2 separate regions of the Mus musculus genome follow, and region 1 is linked to region 2. Evidence: chromatin loops called from intact Hi-C (ENCODE). Cell type or tissue: heart. All regions are shown on one strand.

What was found. Hi-C counts contacts between places; a loop is a spot of excess contacts. Peaks named below come from ENCODE experiments on the same cell type or tissue, not always from the same donor. Only the 100,000 strongest peaks of a DNase experiment are listed, where the experiment ranks them.
Region 1: it touches region 2 in a loop (5-fold over the local background); 39 of 42 quality-filtered maps call a loop at or near these places.

The regions. Positions count from the first base shown.
Region 1 is chr16:10,391,879-10,399,878 of GRCm38, reverse strand. It overlaps Tekt5 (tektin 5), which reads left to right and starts at 4,424. Exons shown (of 7, transcript NM_001291001.2): 1 at 4,424-5,026. The coding sequence starts at 4,460. In heart, CTCF peaks have their summits at 535 (motif pointing right) and 4,542 (motif pointing left); DNase peaks (open chromatin) are centred at 528 and 4,808; H3K4me3 peaks cover 778 bases; H3K27me3 peaks cover 1,733 bases.
Region 2 is chr16:10,276,253-10,284,252 of GRCm38, reverse strand. Emp2 (epithelial membrane protein 2) reads left to right here. Exons shown (of 5, transcript NM_007929.2): 5 at 1-2,504. Among named protein-coding and RNA genes, the nearest start is that of Emp2, 34 kb to the left of the region's middle. In heart, a CTCF peak has its summit at 3,789 (motif pointing left); a DNase peak (open chromatin) is centred at 3,772.

The DNA.
Region 1 (8,000 bases), 120 kb before region 2:
GTCTGGTTAAGGCTTGCTCATCGTAGGGCTGGAAAGATGACTCAATAGCCAAGAGCTCTGATTGTTCCTACAGAGAATCCAGGTTCAATTCCCAGCACCTATGTGGCAGCTCACAACCATCTGTGACCCCAGTTTCAAGGGGTCACACACCCCAACACCCTCTTCTGGCTTCCAAGGGTACCAGAAATGCATGTGATACACAGATAGACAGACAGACACATAAAATAAAAACATATAGATCTTAAAAAAAAAAAAGAAGAAAGAAGAGAAAGATGAGAAGGATTCAGGGTGCAACAATGTTGTTAGGAAAAAAAAAAGCAATGTGAAGGAAGGAAAGCGTGCTGCTGGTTAGGCTGTCCAGCAGGAAAAGGCCCTTGCTCTCAAGCTAGAGAACGAGAATTCAAACACAGCACCAGAGTGGGAGAAGAGAACCCACTCCAGCAGGTTGGTCTTTGACCTCCATGTGTGCACTGTGACACCTGCAGACCCTGTCAGCATCCACAAACACATGCATATGGGTCAATCCTAGAATCAGCCAGCAGGTGGCGCTGCACCCCGGTCTATCATCAAAGTAATCAGGCAATGGAATCAAAAGGAGCTTAGTGGGTAGAGAATTTCCTATTCCTTCCTTTTGGATTTTGAAAACAACAACAAACTGTGTTCTCGGTGTGTGAATGTTTCCACCCTCTAGCACACAGCAGACAGCCGTGGCAACCTCGCCTATGTCCTTGTCAGCTGTGGGTGGCTGCCAACCTTCCCTTTCTGCTTTGACTTCATATTACCTACTAGGTGCTTCTAGGAAAGGTTCACCAAGACTGAGCTTCAACCATTGCTCCGTCATTCCCCACTCTGCCCAGGTCCTTGGAAATACCTCCACATCAATATTAACTAACCGTTGCAGCCCAGGGCGACAGACAGTTCCACCCTCTGGATGGGTCATCAGCCACACCTCTGGGATCTGCCCCAGCTGCTCTGCCAGGGCCACCATGTGTCTCTGCTGTCTCTGTGCCCCTAATGTCCTCTGAGGCCTGCTGTCGCTCAATGCCCAAGTAAGTGTACAGAGTCTTTGCAGGGCATCTGTTTCGAGATACCTCTCATGAGTGACATCACACTGAGGAGATACCGTGGTGTAAGTCTGCAGACCAGAGCCTACTGCTTTTCTTACCCCACCCCATGGAAAGGACATATTGGAATATGTAACACAGCAGTCCACCCCATGTGGCTAATAAATGCCATTTCTCTACATTCTGGCTGCTCATCTGCACTCCTTATAGGGAACTGAGAAGAAAATCACCATTAAGCCTCAAACGTTGAATGTCCCTGAAAGCCTATGATGAAGGCTTGGTCCCAAGGGTGACACTGCTAAAGATGGTAGAGCCTAAGGAAAGGTATTTAGTGATGGGGGAGGGGCTGTAGTTGAAGAAGAAGGTTACAGCTCCTGCCTCCTCTTTCCTCTCTTTGATTCTCTGCTCATGGTATAGTACTATTCCTCTACCGCATTCTGGCCATGATGTGTGGCCTTCTCAGGGCACAGTTTGTCAGGAACCCAAAGCAGGGGCTACTTAATTACAGACTGTAAGTGACAGAATTATGAGCCAAAATGAACCTTTTGCTGATCCATTAACAGCCTCAGGTATTTTGGAAACGAACTGATACACCTGTGAACCAGAGCCACAGAAAGCCAGGTTTCTCTTTCCCATTCCCAGAGAGGGTAAGGACCGACACAGCAGTACTCTTCCCAGTCAGCACTGTGTTGTTGTTACTCTCAGTGATTAAGGGTGGAGGGAGTTTCTCAGTGCAACAAAATTGTCATAGAATAGGATGAAACACATCCCAGAGAGGTAAGGCTCTCATTCTAGATGTTTGATATTGTACACGGTGCTGGAGGTTTAATTATAAAGAAAAACAAGTGTGGTGTCAGCTTCCTGGAGCTCAAAGTCTTCCCTCTATATTTTAAAATTCAAGCACAATGAAGTATAATTTATGAACAATTTACTTAAAAATTTAAAATTACACACACATTGTGATTGTTTGTATATGCTTGGCCCAGGGAGTGGCACTATTAGAAGGTGTGGCCCTGTTGGAGTAGGTGTGTCACTGTGGGTGTGGGCTTTAAAGACCCTCATCCTAGCTGCCTAGAAGCGAGTACTCTGCTAGCAGCCTTCAGATGAAGATGGAGAACTCTCAGCTCTGCCTGAACCTTGCCTGCCTGGATGCTGCCATGTTTCCACCTTGATGATAATGGACTGAACCTCTGAACCTGTAAGAGAGCCCCAATTAAATGTTTTCCTTATAAGAGTTGTCTTGGTCATGGTGTCTGTTCACAGCAGTAAAACCCTAACTAAAGCATATATGCATATATATATATATAATTTGTGTGTGTGTGTGTGTGTGTGTTGTGTGTGTGTAGGGGGTGCATACATGTGCCACAAAACTTGTGCAGACATCAGAGAACAGCTGGCAGAAGTTATTTCCCTCTTTCTGTCACATGGGTCCTGGGAACTGAACTTGGGTCATCGAGTTTAGTGGCAAGTGTCTATCCATTGAGCCATCTCATTGGCCCTGATTCATTCAGTTTTACTAAAGTGTTCTATGGGGGTTGACAAATATGAATAGCTGGTCAATCTCCTCTACAATCAAAGATACAGAGTATCATAGTTTGGGTTTCCATTGCGGTGAAGAGACACCACGACCAAGGCAACTCCTGGGACAACATTTAATGGGGGCTGGCTTAGAGCTTCAGAGGTCCAGTTCATTGTCGTCATGGTAGGAAACATGTCAGTGTGCAGGCCGACCTCGTGCTGGAAAAGGAGAATCTTGATCTGAAGGCGACCAGGAGAGACTGTCTCCTCCTCACGGGGCAGAGCTTGATCTGAAGGCAACCAGGAGAGACTGTCTCCTTCTCTGGGCAGAGCTTGAGCACTAGGAGCCCTCAAAACCCACTCCCACACTGACACACTTCCTCCACCAAGGCCACACCTATCCTAACAAAGACACATCTGCTAATAGTGTCACTCCCTGTGGGCCACACCTGAGTCTCTGGGGACCAAGCCTACTCAAGCCAGCACACAGAGCACTTCAGTTACCCATTCCATTTCCAGCTTCTCCCCTCCTCCCATTTGTTGTTCCAGGAAGACTGATGAGGAGGCCAGTTTTGCATTCTCAAAACTGCAGGTTGTAAAACTTTCTTGTCTTTGTGGCCCCATTTTACCTGCCTAGAGTGTTGTGGTTCTCCATTGCAACCACTCCACATTTAGGCTTCGTGATCTAACTGCTCATGCTCGATCCAGTCCGACCACACTCTTCCTGCTGGCGTGAACACTACTGCTGAGCACAACTCTGTGCAATGTATGGGCCATTTTAAAATATTTGATGTTTTGACTCAGTCACATGTAGCCTATGATATCCCCAAACTCATGAGCCTTGGGATATAGTTGATAGAATGCTTGCCTAGCATTGCGGAAGCCCTGGGCTTCAAACTTCAGCACAAACAGTGCAGCCAGCGGCAGAGGCCTGTAATCTCATCATTTAGGAGAGTCGAGAAGGAGAATCAGAAGTTCAAGGCTCTTCTCAGCCACATATCAAGTCTGAGGTCAGCTTGGGTACCTGGAGCCGTGTCTCAAAGCAAAACAAAACAAAAACACAGATAGCTGAGGATGGTCTTCTAGTCCCCACCTTCCTGACTCCATCCTGACTCCTGCAGGCATGATCGAACCTTCTGGATATTATCTTGGGAATAAAGAAACAAAGACAGCTAATGTTGGCCCAGCTGATCCCACAGGGTGAGAGGTGTGGACCATATTAGATTTGCTTCGATACCCAGACTGATCAAGCTCTGGAAAGGCAGATTTTGTTGTTCCAGAATGACAGACATCTGCCGTTTCTTTCGACCCCAAACCAGTGGGATTGAAAAATTCCACTCAAAAAAAAAAAAAAAAAAAAGCCACTGGGAGTGGTGGTGCAAGCCTTCAATCCCAGTACTCAGAAGGTGGAGCCAGAGGATTTCTGAGAATTTGAGGCCAGCCTGATCTACAAAGCAAGCTCCATCCAGGACTATGCAGAGAAACCCTGTCTCCAAAAGAAGCCTTCTTTTCTTTTGATTTTGTGTATTTGTGTTTATCTGTGTGCATGGGCTCCTGTGGAGGAATTAGATCTCCTTGAGCCAGAATTACAGGCGGTTGTGATGTGGTTGCTAGGAACTTAGCTCCTTCGGTTGGGCACTATATGCTCCTAGCCACCAAAACCATCTCTTCAGGCCCTAAACACACTTCTCTTTGTTGACTGCATTTTATTTAGATCATAGGGGCTTCAACCACCTGGAGAACCAGGACCTGGCACAAAGACCCTAACCCATGCTTTATGACACCAGCACTAAGTCACAGAGGCCCCGCGGCTCCTAGCTCTTGGGATGCCCTGGCCCCTTGGGTAAAGTTTTCCCCGGTGGGGCTGATGGGGAAAGATGGAATTTCTTGGAACCACTCAGACAGCGAGTTTCTGTGGCCCCAAGAAAGGCTGTGGCTTGCAGGCGCTGCCCCCTGCTGGGCAGGAACCTGTGGTACAGGAGTGCTACCAACCCTTTCACCTGCCCGGATACCGCTACCTGAACGCGTGGAGACCCAGCGTCTTCCACAAGATCGCCACCTCCCAGACAATCCCCGAGGAATGCTCAGGCATCCGGCGGCCGCCCACCATCCTGCCCTCGCTCCGCTCCGCGCTCTTCTGTCGCTACACCCCAAGGGACTGGGACCGCTCCAATGATCTGCAGATCAGGAATGCAGAGGCCTCGCGGCTCTGGGCCAGCCGGCTGACAGGCGACTCGCTGCGGATCATGCAGGATAAGGACCAGCTGATACACCAGATGCAGGAGGGAACCTCCCGGAACTTGGGCCAGAGGCTATCCGACCTCGGTTTCTGGAAGTCCGAGTTGTGCTATGAGCTGGACAGGCTTCTGACGGAGAACAGCAGCATGGACACCCTCAAGAGGCGCTTGGAGTGCGCTGCTGAGGAGGTGAACTGTCCCTTGCAGGTGAGTGGGGGAAGGGAGACACCACTGCACCTGCTGTTACTGAGTCAAGGTGGCAGGCATCTTGCAGATGGGTTGAATTGCGTTGTCGTTCACGGTCAGATTTTTAAGGTGAAAAAGAGTGGAGAAATAGCTCAGGGCTAAGAGCAGTTGTTCTTGCAGAGGACCTGGGTTCGGGTTCCTAGCACCCACATGGCAGCAGCTGACACTAATTTCACTCTAATTTCACGGGTTCGGAAACAATCTTCTAGCCTCCTAGGGCACTGCATGCTTGTATATATATATATATATATATATATATATATATATATATATATATATATGCTTATATAGACATGGAAGCAAGCAAAATACTCATACACACATAACAAAAATAAATAAATTAAATAATAATTACAATCTCAGTCAACTCAGAATAGCCTCAATCAGATGCGAGTTTTCAGATTGGATCAATTTCCTCCTTAGGTGTGCTGGTCAGGGTTCTCTAAAACAAATACAGACCACAGGGGGATTTACTGGATTGGTCTACACAATTCATACTGAGTAGTGACACATGGCCGTCTGAAGGGGCTGAGAACCCTGTAGCTGCTCAGTGCAATTGTCTGGGTGCCTCAGCGTCCCAGTGTGGTGGTGGAGGCCCAGGGGGGCGGGTCCTAAAGAGTTGCAGGCCTTCAGTCCATGTTGGCAGGCTGATTTCTGAAGGGGAGGAGCAGCTGCAATAGGGTAGGTGGTCTCACTGGAAAGGAATGAAGGCAGGCAGGCAAAAGCTGCACTGGTTTTCTCAAAAACCCTTTTCATGTGTAGCTGCTGCCCACTGTGGGTGTGGGGGAAGGTTCCCCTTCTTAGGGAGTTTTCCCATACACCTTCCCAGAGCCTCTCAGTTGACCTCAGAGCCAATCAAGTTGACAGCTAATAACAGTCATCACATAAGGGTTCCATCAAGATACTGTGTACCTGCTTATGCAAGTGTGTACACACATGCTGTGGTCATTAGGACATTGGAGATAACATCTTCTAACAGATACCACAATTGACTTTGTGGGTCTATTTGTGTACAACACATGGAGACGAGAGGTGGACTTCATGTGTCTTCTTCAATTACTCTCCAGCTTATTCTCTGAGGCAGAGTCTCTCACTAAACTAGTAGCTCACTTACTGTCCTCTGGGTATCCTTATCTTTGTCTTCCCAGAACTGAGATTATAGTATGTGCTTCTGGGCCTGGCTGATTGGAACTCAGCTCCTCTGGCTTGCATAGCAACCTCGTGACTACGCTGTCTCCCCAGTCTCTATGGTTGAGTCTTCTATGTACACTGGGATTAGGCTCCACTGGGACAAAGAACCTGTCTTCTAACTGACATGTTCAAGAGTGGTCCCTGCCTGCTGTTTGCCCTGATGTCTGTTTGCATCCTTATTGACCTATGTACTGATTGCTGTCTAGCCAATGCTTTTGGACACACACCCAGTCTAAAGTGGAGTGTGGTACCCAGCACTCAAATATGTATGTGCACTTGCACATACACATTGTGGTGGTTTGAATGTGCTTGGCCCAGGGAGTGGCACTATTAGGAGGTGTGGCCTTGTTGGAGAAAGCGTGTCACTGTGGAGGTGGGCTTTGAGACGCTCCTCCTAGCTACCTGGAAGACAGTCTGCTCCTGGCTTTTTTTTTTTTTTTTTAATGAAGATGTAGAACTCTTAGTACCATGTCTGCCTGGATGCTGCCATACTGTTAATGGACTGACCTCTGAAACTGTAAGCCAGCCCCAATTAAATGTTTTCCTTTATAAAAGTAGCCGTAGTCATGTCTCTTCATAGCAATGGAAACTCTAAGACACACGCCTATGTAAGGTCCTTGGTTGTCTTAGTTAGTCAATGTTCTGTTGCTGTGGAGAGACATTGTGATGAAGGGACTCTTACTTGGGGCTTGCTTACAGTTAGAGTGTGAGTCCATGATCGTCATGGGGGAAGCAGACAGGTCTAGCACTGCAGCAGGAGCTTTTTACATCCGGATCTGCAGGCAGCAGAGAGGGAGTCAGCCGGTGTAGGTTTTTGAAACCTCAAAGCCCACCTCCACCCCGCAGTGACATACTTCCTCCAACACGGACACACTTCCTCACCCTAAACCGCCACAGCAGTCCTCTTGTACCTCCTCCTCCATGCCTCGTCCACCTCCGTCAGGCTCCCTTCTCTCCCTGATGGCCCTCCCCATTCGGCTTTGCTATCAAACATAGCATTACCCCCATCCCTAAGATTTCCTCTTGACCTCTCATGGCCCCCTTTTACATCTTAGCTCGTCTCAGCACATAGAAATACAGATCACACACACGCACGCATGCACACATGCACGCATGCATGCGCGCACACACACAGCTGCAGATCTACCATAGAACAGAGAACATCTGTTTGTCTCTGAGTCTCACTTATCTCACTTAGCATGATCTCCAGTTCCATTTACCTTCCTACAAGTGTCAGAATTGCGCTTTTCTTTAGGCTGAATAAATCCCACCATGGGATATTCCACATTTTCTTTATCTAGATTGGTTCCATTTCTTAGCTGCTGTGAATAGTACAGCTATAAACACAGAGCTGCAGGTATTTCTATGGAATGATAACTTAGTTCTTCAAGTACATACTAAGTGTGATAGCGGGCCACATGTTAGGTCCATGTTCAGGTTTTATTTTTTTGGTGTGTGTGTGTGTGTGTGTGTGTGTGTGTGCATGTAAGTGCATATGTGTGTGTATGCACACGCATGCATGTATATATGTGTATGTGTGTGTATATATGTGCATGCATGCATGTGTATATATGTGCGTGTATATACATGTGCACATGTGTGCATGTGTGCGTGTGTACCTCCATCCAGCTTTCCTTAGTAGCTACAGGAATCAGTGGACACTTTTGAATAAGTAAACACCCATCTTCATGTGGACGTTCCCGACACTTCCTTGGCCTCCCAGGTCCCTAGTTTTTCATGTTTA
Region 2 (8,000 bases):
AGAAGGAGAAGGAGAAGGAGAAGAAGAAGAAGAAGAAGAAGAAGAAGAAGAAGAAGAAGAAGAAGAAGAAGAAGAAAGAATAGAGACAGAGAAGGAGTTTCTGCATTCTTGGGATCACAAACCAGACCATGAAAGCTGGCATTCAGAATGCCTGCCTACCAAAAGTCTCAGCAAGGCCCAGCAAGCTCCACAGGATGCTTTTCAAGGGTGGCTCTGTGGTGTGGGTACGGCCAAAGGTGGGGAAAGCCAGTCTTTGGGAGCAGACTCTTTGTAGGAGTCTGCCCTTCCCTCTTCCCCTGCCCACTCCACTCTGACAGCCACAGGTGGAATGATGAGGGCCCAAATGTGGGACATCTATGCTCAGATATTAAACCTAAGCTCACGTAAGAAGTGGGCAAAGACTGGCCCTGGTTTGTCTGTAAGAGACCCAGAGTTTCCCAACCCCCCTGCCATGAGCTAGGTCATCACACTAATTTGTTGATGTTTGCTCCTGTTTGCCTTAAGGATAGTGACCCTTGCCTGACGCAGATGTCATGTTTAGGCATTAAGTGTCCATAGGTCATTCCGTAGGGCATCTAGTACACGTCGGTTCACAAATCTACTTCCAAGACCCTCAGAATCCTTCATTAAAGGGCTGGGCCTGGGTGTCTGAATTTCTGATGAGCTCCCTGCAATATGGTTAAATGCACTATAACTGGAGGTCAGAGCCTTAGAACCGGGGGGAGCAGAGCCACCTTGTAAATGTTATCAGGCTAATCACAATGAGATGGCCCCACTGCTAGCTACGTCTCAGCCTCCATCAGCTCTTGCTGCCTCTTCCACAGCTGCTTACATCTGGGACACTTGTGCCCCATTCCCAGGCCATACAAGCCTGGAAGGTGGGCTGGACAGCCTCCTCCCTGACCTACATGGGAAGGTCTCTCCTTTTCTTCCCGCCCTTTTTTCTAATGTGGATGCTTCCATTAATCCTCTGTTTCTGGAGCCTTGGAAGATCTGTCTTCCATTCATTCATCCACCCATCCATCATTCAACATGAATGGGTCATGTCACGTGTTGGGTGCAAGGGATACTCTTTCAAAACAATCCCTCACGAGACTCACAGTCTAGTGAAGAGCACACGCCAGAAACCAATTAGAGAAGCTACCAACCACGATGGAACATCAGGGATTCAAAACCTCGGGGTGAGAGGGAGCCTACTTTCTCTGTGTTCTTCTAAGAGCCCTGATGGCTCTCGATTGCTCTGAACAGAGGTCCACTTGGTCCAGTGCTATCATGGGTAGTGCCCACGAGGTTTCCCCAGAGAATACTACTGTAGAGCATTCTATACTCCCCACAGGGAGACAGGAAAGGATTCCCAGAGCCATGGCTCTTAAGATGGTCCTCGAAGGAAAATCCAGTCATTTCCAAGTGGGCCCTGAACCCTGAGGCTATGGGGAGGTCTTCAGAAGTCCTGGAAGAGTGACAACACCCGAGTCCCAGGAGCTCTGTGATGGCAACCTTCTCCCTTGAACACCCTTTTCCATTTTTGAGCATCGAGTTGGAGAGGTGATTCTGGGACAGGGTGTGTATATTTGTGTTGTTTAAACACATTCACATGTAAGCTGCCTGAGGGGAGGGGATGTTTGCCTCTAGCTCAGTCCCAGTGGAGCTGGGGGGATGATGAGTCTGAGTGGCTTTAGGGCCATCATTGACACCACCTCAGTACAAACGGACTCCCCTCCCTTCCTCCCTCTCTTCTATCCTCCTTTCCTTCCTTCCCTTAGCAGGGCTGCCAAGGTGATATGGGACAGCGACAGGGCAAACGATCACCTGTTGCCTTAATGAACTTTCCACAGCTCACTGCTGGCTAGGTCGTAGAGTTTCTCCTTGTCTTGTGAGGCCCAAGGAAGGAGGCCAATCTAAAGTGTCCTCCATACCTTCCCCTTGGGGGCTTTTCTGTAATACTTGTTTAAAAATTGTTCTGATGATCATGATGGAAACAGACAGACCACCTTAGAACCAGAGGCCTGAAAGCCTGACCTGACCAGCACAGATTCCCACTTCAGAACCCCAGGGCTATGGAAGTGCCCTTGTCCAACGCTATGGGAATAGTCCTGTGGGTTGTCTCTGCTTGCCACTGTGGCCAGCATTCCAGTGCCTACAGCCACCTGTGCCTACAGCCACCTGTGCCATGAGAAGTGCCTCTCCTGCTCTATGCCCTGCATTTGGGATGCTAAGAAGAGGTGAGGGTGTGAGCGAGAACAGATCCACCCTTCTCCTAGGTAGGATCAGCTCTCAATTGGTGCTTATCACTAGTTATCAAAGAACAGCAGAGACAGCTGCGTTATCCAAGAAGCAAGTATTAGGACCAAAACCTGTTACTGTATTTAAAGGAACTTTAGTTTGCGTATCTTACATTTTTATAAAGTACTGTAATTCAGGGGGTGGGGTATGCAACAGAGACAGACTAACCCATGTTTGTCATTTGCATTAAAATTATTTTGGGTCTCTGTTTAAAGAATTTGGATAATTGTATGGTGTTTGTTTGTGGTCCGGGATGCAGGGGAAGCAAGATTCTTCTTGCCCCTTCCTACCCTCTGCTAATGCCCGTGGGCCTGGTATACCTGAGAAATGGGCTGACATTCTAGAATGTTCCCTATAAACTAAAGCTGGATGTGGACCTACTATGCCCAAAGACAGACTCACTACACACAACCACTCCCTCCGCAGGAGCTTCATCAGTAAACCCACCCAGGTGGGGTTACTGGTGGCTGGCACTTTTTGGTGCCTACTTTGTGGGTTCTTTCTTTCACCCTTCTCTAGCCCTTTTCCTCCACCCCTTCAGCCCCTTAAGGAGAGGAAAGGGTGATGGTATCACTAGACTACTTCCTGATGATTAAGAGCATCAAATTCTTTTCAGGGAGCTTAATCTTCCCTGTAAGAATATTTTCTTTTTCTTCTTTGCTTACCAGTGACCAACAGCAACCAACAACCCTCACTGCCTCTCAGGGCCATAGCATTTATATACCCTCTGAAAAGTTCAGAATTCCAAATACTACACAATCACAGAAACAAGCTGCAGCTGACAAAATCATGTCCCTACCAGAGCATGAGGCAAATCATAGTCAGCTGCTGTGGACAATTTGAAGCAGCCCCATATCCCAGACCTGGGATTAAAGGAGAAACATAATATTTCTGTTTTTCAAAGACACCAAAAAATTCCAAAATTGTCATTTATCACATAGCAAGGCAGAGTTTTGTTTCCCAAAAGCAGATATGGCAGGAAAGTGCTATGGAAGCTGAGAAATGAATGTTGACTCTTGTTTGGAGACAGGTATGGGTTTGGGAGTAGCGGGATTTAAGGTGTGTGGGGGGGAGTGGGTGGTACGTAATGAGGGGCAGGTTCGGGAGCAGGGATTAGATACCCAGTCGGGCATTAGATACTCAGCGGTCTGAGGGGGTGGTTGAGCACACCCTTGATGACATGAGGGGTGGTTATAATCAGTTCTTGTCCCATGGTGATCTTATCTGCGTCCTTGACCAGCAAAGCAGCAGCTGCCGCAATATGCAGGGAAGCTGGCCATCCTGATGCAACAGATTCCAATTTCTTAGACAGATAGGCCACCACTGGCCTCTTCCAAGAGTCAGTACTCTTTTGGCTATGCCTTTGTTTTCACCCACATACAAGTGGGAAAGCTTATTGATGTCTGGCAGGGCAAGTGCTGGGACCTCATCTAGTGCTTCCTTGAGCCCATGAAAAGCTTTGCCCATCTCCAAAGTCCAGTTTAAGGTACTCTCCTGCCCCCTGGTGGCATCATAGAGAGGCTCTGCAATCTCCGTGAATCCTGGTACTCAGTCTGCAGTCCTGATGAAACCAGGAACTCGAATTTGATGCCAGGTCTTGAGAACGGAAATGTTGAGAATCGTTTCTTTAGCCTGGGAGAGCAGACGTTGCCCCCTCCCTTGAGTATGTTCTGGAGGTATGTTACCTCATTTTGGCAGAGATGTGCTTTTTTTTTTTTTTTTTTTTTTTCAAACACCAAATATCCCATCCGGTTTAGCTCTCTGACTGAGCAAAGGACACCAGTTGCCAAACGGTAAGTCTCTTTGTCTGGGGCAGCTACAATATACTGCATTGATATACTGCAAGAGAGTTATTTGGGGGTGGGCTTGCTTGTACTCACCCAGGTCTTCAGGCAATGCTTCATCAAAGATGGTAGGCGAGTCCTTGAATCCTTGTGGCAGCCTGGTCCACGTTAGCTGCCCATTGAATCTGATCTCTGGGTCGCTCCATTCTAAAGTGAACAAAGGCTGACTAGCCGGGGCTAGTGGCAAACTAAAGAAGGCACCCTTAAGATTCAATATGGCATAGACATCTCCCTTGGGAGGCAAACTGTTCAGTAGGGTGTAAGGGCACCATGGGATAAATATCTTCTACCCTGTTATTGACTTCCCTTAAGTCTTGCATGAGCTGGTAGCCATTGGAGTGAGGTTTTCTTACTGAAAAAAGGGGTGTGTTCCAGGCAGATTGGCAAGGACCCAGTACCCCCTGCTCCCAGAGTCAAATTATGTGTTGCACTATTCCCAGTCTTGCCTCCCTAGACTTGAGGTATTGGCACCCTAGCTGGGCTGGCATTGACCGTTAGCTGCACCAGGATTGAGGCACAATGCCTAGCCAGCTCCATGGGATTTTTTTCTCAGCCCATACCCCTGGGATTTCTTCCCATAACCTCTCTAGATATGGGTCCTTATTAATGTCTGGAGGAGATATGACATAGTTTATATTCTTCTAATGCCACAATCAGTACATGTATTTTTATTCAGGAACTGTACTCCCTCAGGGCTGAAATGGATCTGCACCCCCATTTTGGTTAGGAGGTCTTGGCCTAAGAGCAGATATGGGCAGCCTGGGATCACCATAGAAGAGTGAGTTACACGTCCCATTCCTAGATCTACTTTCCTTCAGGTAGTCCATGAATATTGATCAGTCCTAGTAACCCCTTGGGTCCATGATTTTTTTTTAATTGGATAGGGATCTCATGGGTTGTTTCAGGATTGAATGTGCCCTGATAACTACCAGGAAATCTATTGGCTTCCCTCTACCTTTAGGTTTACCCAGGGGTGAGCCCCGACACCCTCAGTCAGTCAGTTCTTTTATCTCCATCTTGGAGCATTCTTTCTTCCAGTGGCCTGTTTCTCTACAGTATGCACATTGATTCTTTTGGAGACAGGGCCTCCACTCCAAATGAGAGAATGAGATTGTCCACCCTTTCTGGGAAGGGTCTGCTTCCCCCCTCCTTTTTCATATGCTATATTCTTCAACTCATGGGCATCAGACCTCTCTCTTCCAGTACCTGCTAGAGGCACCTCGGCGGGTTCCCTAGTCTACCTATCCTCTAGCGCCTCCCTGTTGTTAAAGACATTTTTTGGCTCTAGCCATGCGCTTACCTTCAAATCCTCCCAGTTGCTGGAGTTTTCAGTGGGGGTTCCCTAGTCTACCTATCCTCTAGCGCCTCCCTGTTGTTAAAGACATTTTTTGGCTCTAGCCATGCGCTTACCTTCAAATCCTCCCAGTTGCTGGAGTTTTCAGTGGATGTGTGGTGCTGCCTGGTTGACAAATGCCAGGATCACAGGTCACAGCAGACTGATTTTCCCTTGCTCCTGGATCCAGAGACGTATTGATGTGCTAGGCTCCCATCAACCTCTCGAGAAATGCCCCTGGATAGTGATCAGCTCCTTACCTTGTATAACTTGTCCTATCTTAGACAAATTATTGGGCTTCTTAGCGTCCTCACGGAGACCCCTCACAAGAATCTGGCGATAGACTTTTAGCCTCTCGTCACCTAAAGGGTTGTTGGGATCCCAGTCAAGATGGATCAAGGGAAAACCATGTCAGTGCTGGTCTGTACAGTGGTGGGCTGACTTTGCACCCAGAACCAGTTTCTGGGATGCCACTGTCACCCATTCTCATTCCTCAGTCATGAAGAATACCTGCCATAGCTGTTGGCAGTCATCCTCAGTGGACTCACGAGTAACCATTAGAGTCTAATGTGTCTATGAGCATGGAGGGTTTCTCTGAAAACTTGGGACTCTGCATCTTCCAGCTGTATAGATCACTAGTGGAAAAGGAGATGCGTATCCTGTACTGTACTTGCTGGTTGTGTGTGTCAACTTGACACAGCTGGAGTTATCACAGAGAAAGGAGCCTCCTTTGAGGAAATGCCTCCATGAGATCCAGCTGTAAGGCATTTTCTCAATTAGTGATCAAGGGGGAAGGGCCCATTGTGGGTGGTGCCATCCTTGGGCTGGTAATCTTGGGTTCTATAAGAGAGCAAGCTGAGCAAGCCAGGGGAAGCAAGCCAGTAAAAAACATTCCTCCGTGGCCTCTGCATCAGCTCCTGCTTCCTGACCTGCTTGAGTTCCAGTCCTGACTTCCTTTGGTGATGAACAGCAATTTGGAAGTGTAAGCTGAATAAACCCTTTCCTCCTCAACTTGCTTCTTGCTTGTGCAGGAATAAAAACCCTGACTAAGACATGTACTGTCTGCCTTGCCTATAGGGGTGGGGGGTGGGGCAGTCACCGGCAAGGGCAGTGCAATTGTGGTGGAACCTGCCTGCCTTGCTATGCAGGCTCATGAGTGAGGAGGGCTAACTAAATTCCCTCTTGCTTCCTCAGGGCCTGAATTAGCATCTGCCATTTGCAAGGGAGGAGCCTGCACCAGGACAGAGTGATAAGGCATAGGAAGAAGTCTTCTTCTTTTTTTTTTTTAAAGATTTATTTATTTTATGTATGTGAGTATACCGTTACTCTCTTCAGACACACCAGAAGAGGGCATCGGATCTCATTAACGGATGGTTGTGAGCTACCATGTGGTTGCTGGGAACTGAACTCAGGACCTCTGGAAGAGCAGTCTCTGGAAGTGCTTTTAACCACTGAGCCATCTCTCCAGCAGGAAGTTGTCTTCTTCTGTAGCTAAGGGTAACCAGCTTACGTTTCTTTAATGGCTCCTTGACCTGTGAGATCACTGGGGTAGGTGGTAGGAAAGGCCTTAGCCAGACAGGGGTCTCCCTACCAGATGTTACCAGACAGTGGATCCTGGTCAGGGTGCCCAGGATTTACACATATGATACTTTTAAGGTGGTAAGATGGAACGAGCCTCCCTTTGGCCATCTCACATTGAAAGCTGGCCATTCTTTCCCACAAAAAGCAATCAATCTCCCAGACCATAGAGTTAGGCACAAAGTCCCTGGCAGGTGTTTGAAGTCCCGAAGTGTGACTGGATAAGGTTCACTGGGCAGAGCTAGCAGTCTGACTCATAGTAGTTCTCAAGAAAATAGAAAAAGAACAAATGGGCTGGTGAGATGACTCAGTGGGTAAGAGCACCCGACTGCTCTTCCGAAGGTCCAGAGTTCAAATCCCAGCAACCACATGGTGGCTCACAACCATCTGTAAGGAGATCTGACGCCCTCTTCTGGAGTGTCTGAAGACAGCTACAGTGTACTTACATGTAATAAATAAATAAATCTTAAAAAAAAAAAAAGAACAAATAAAACACAAACACAGAAACAACCCTACAGGGGTCCAGGAGATAAACCAAAAGGAAGCTGATGGCAGCCTGTCCCATTTGGGCTCTGCCAATCAGGAGGGTCCCGCCAGTCTCTCCACCAAAGCCTGTGTCAGACTGATGTTCCAACTGAAAGGAGCTCAGAAGCAGCAGCCTATCCTCAGAGAAAACTCCACAGACTGGAAAGAACAGGCTAACTTTCTACCAAGACCTGGGTCCGAATGGAGCTGTCTCCAGCTGAAGGGGCCTGGAGAGCATCCTCTGAGATAAAAAGTATTTCAGGGAAAGGCCAAGAAAATACCAAGGCAACCAGGTAACTCCTGTACATAACACCAAGATAGGGGCACAAAGAATGGCAAAGCTCTTCTTGGCTGGTCCAAAAACGTTGAATAAGAGAGAGTAAATGAAGGTATGTGTGTAAGGCGGAGTCCTAGTCCATAACTCTTGGTGTCATGAG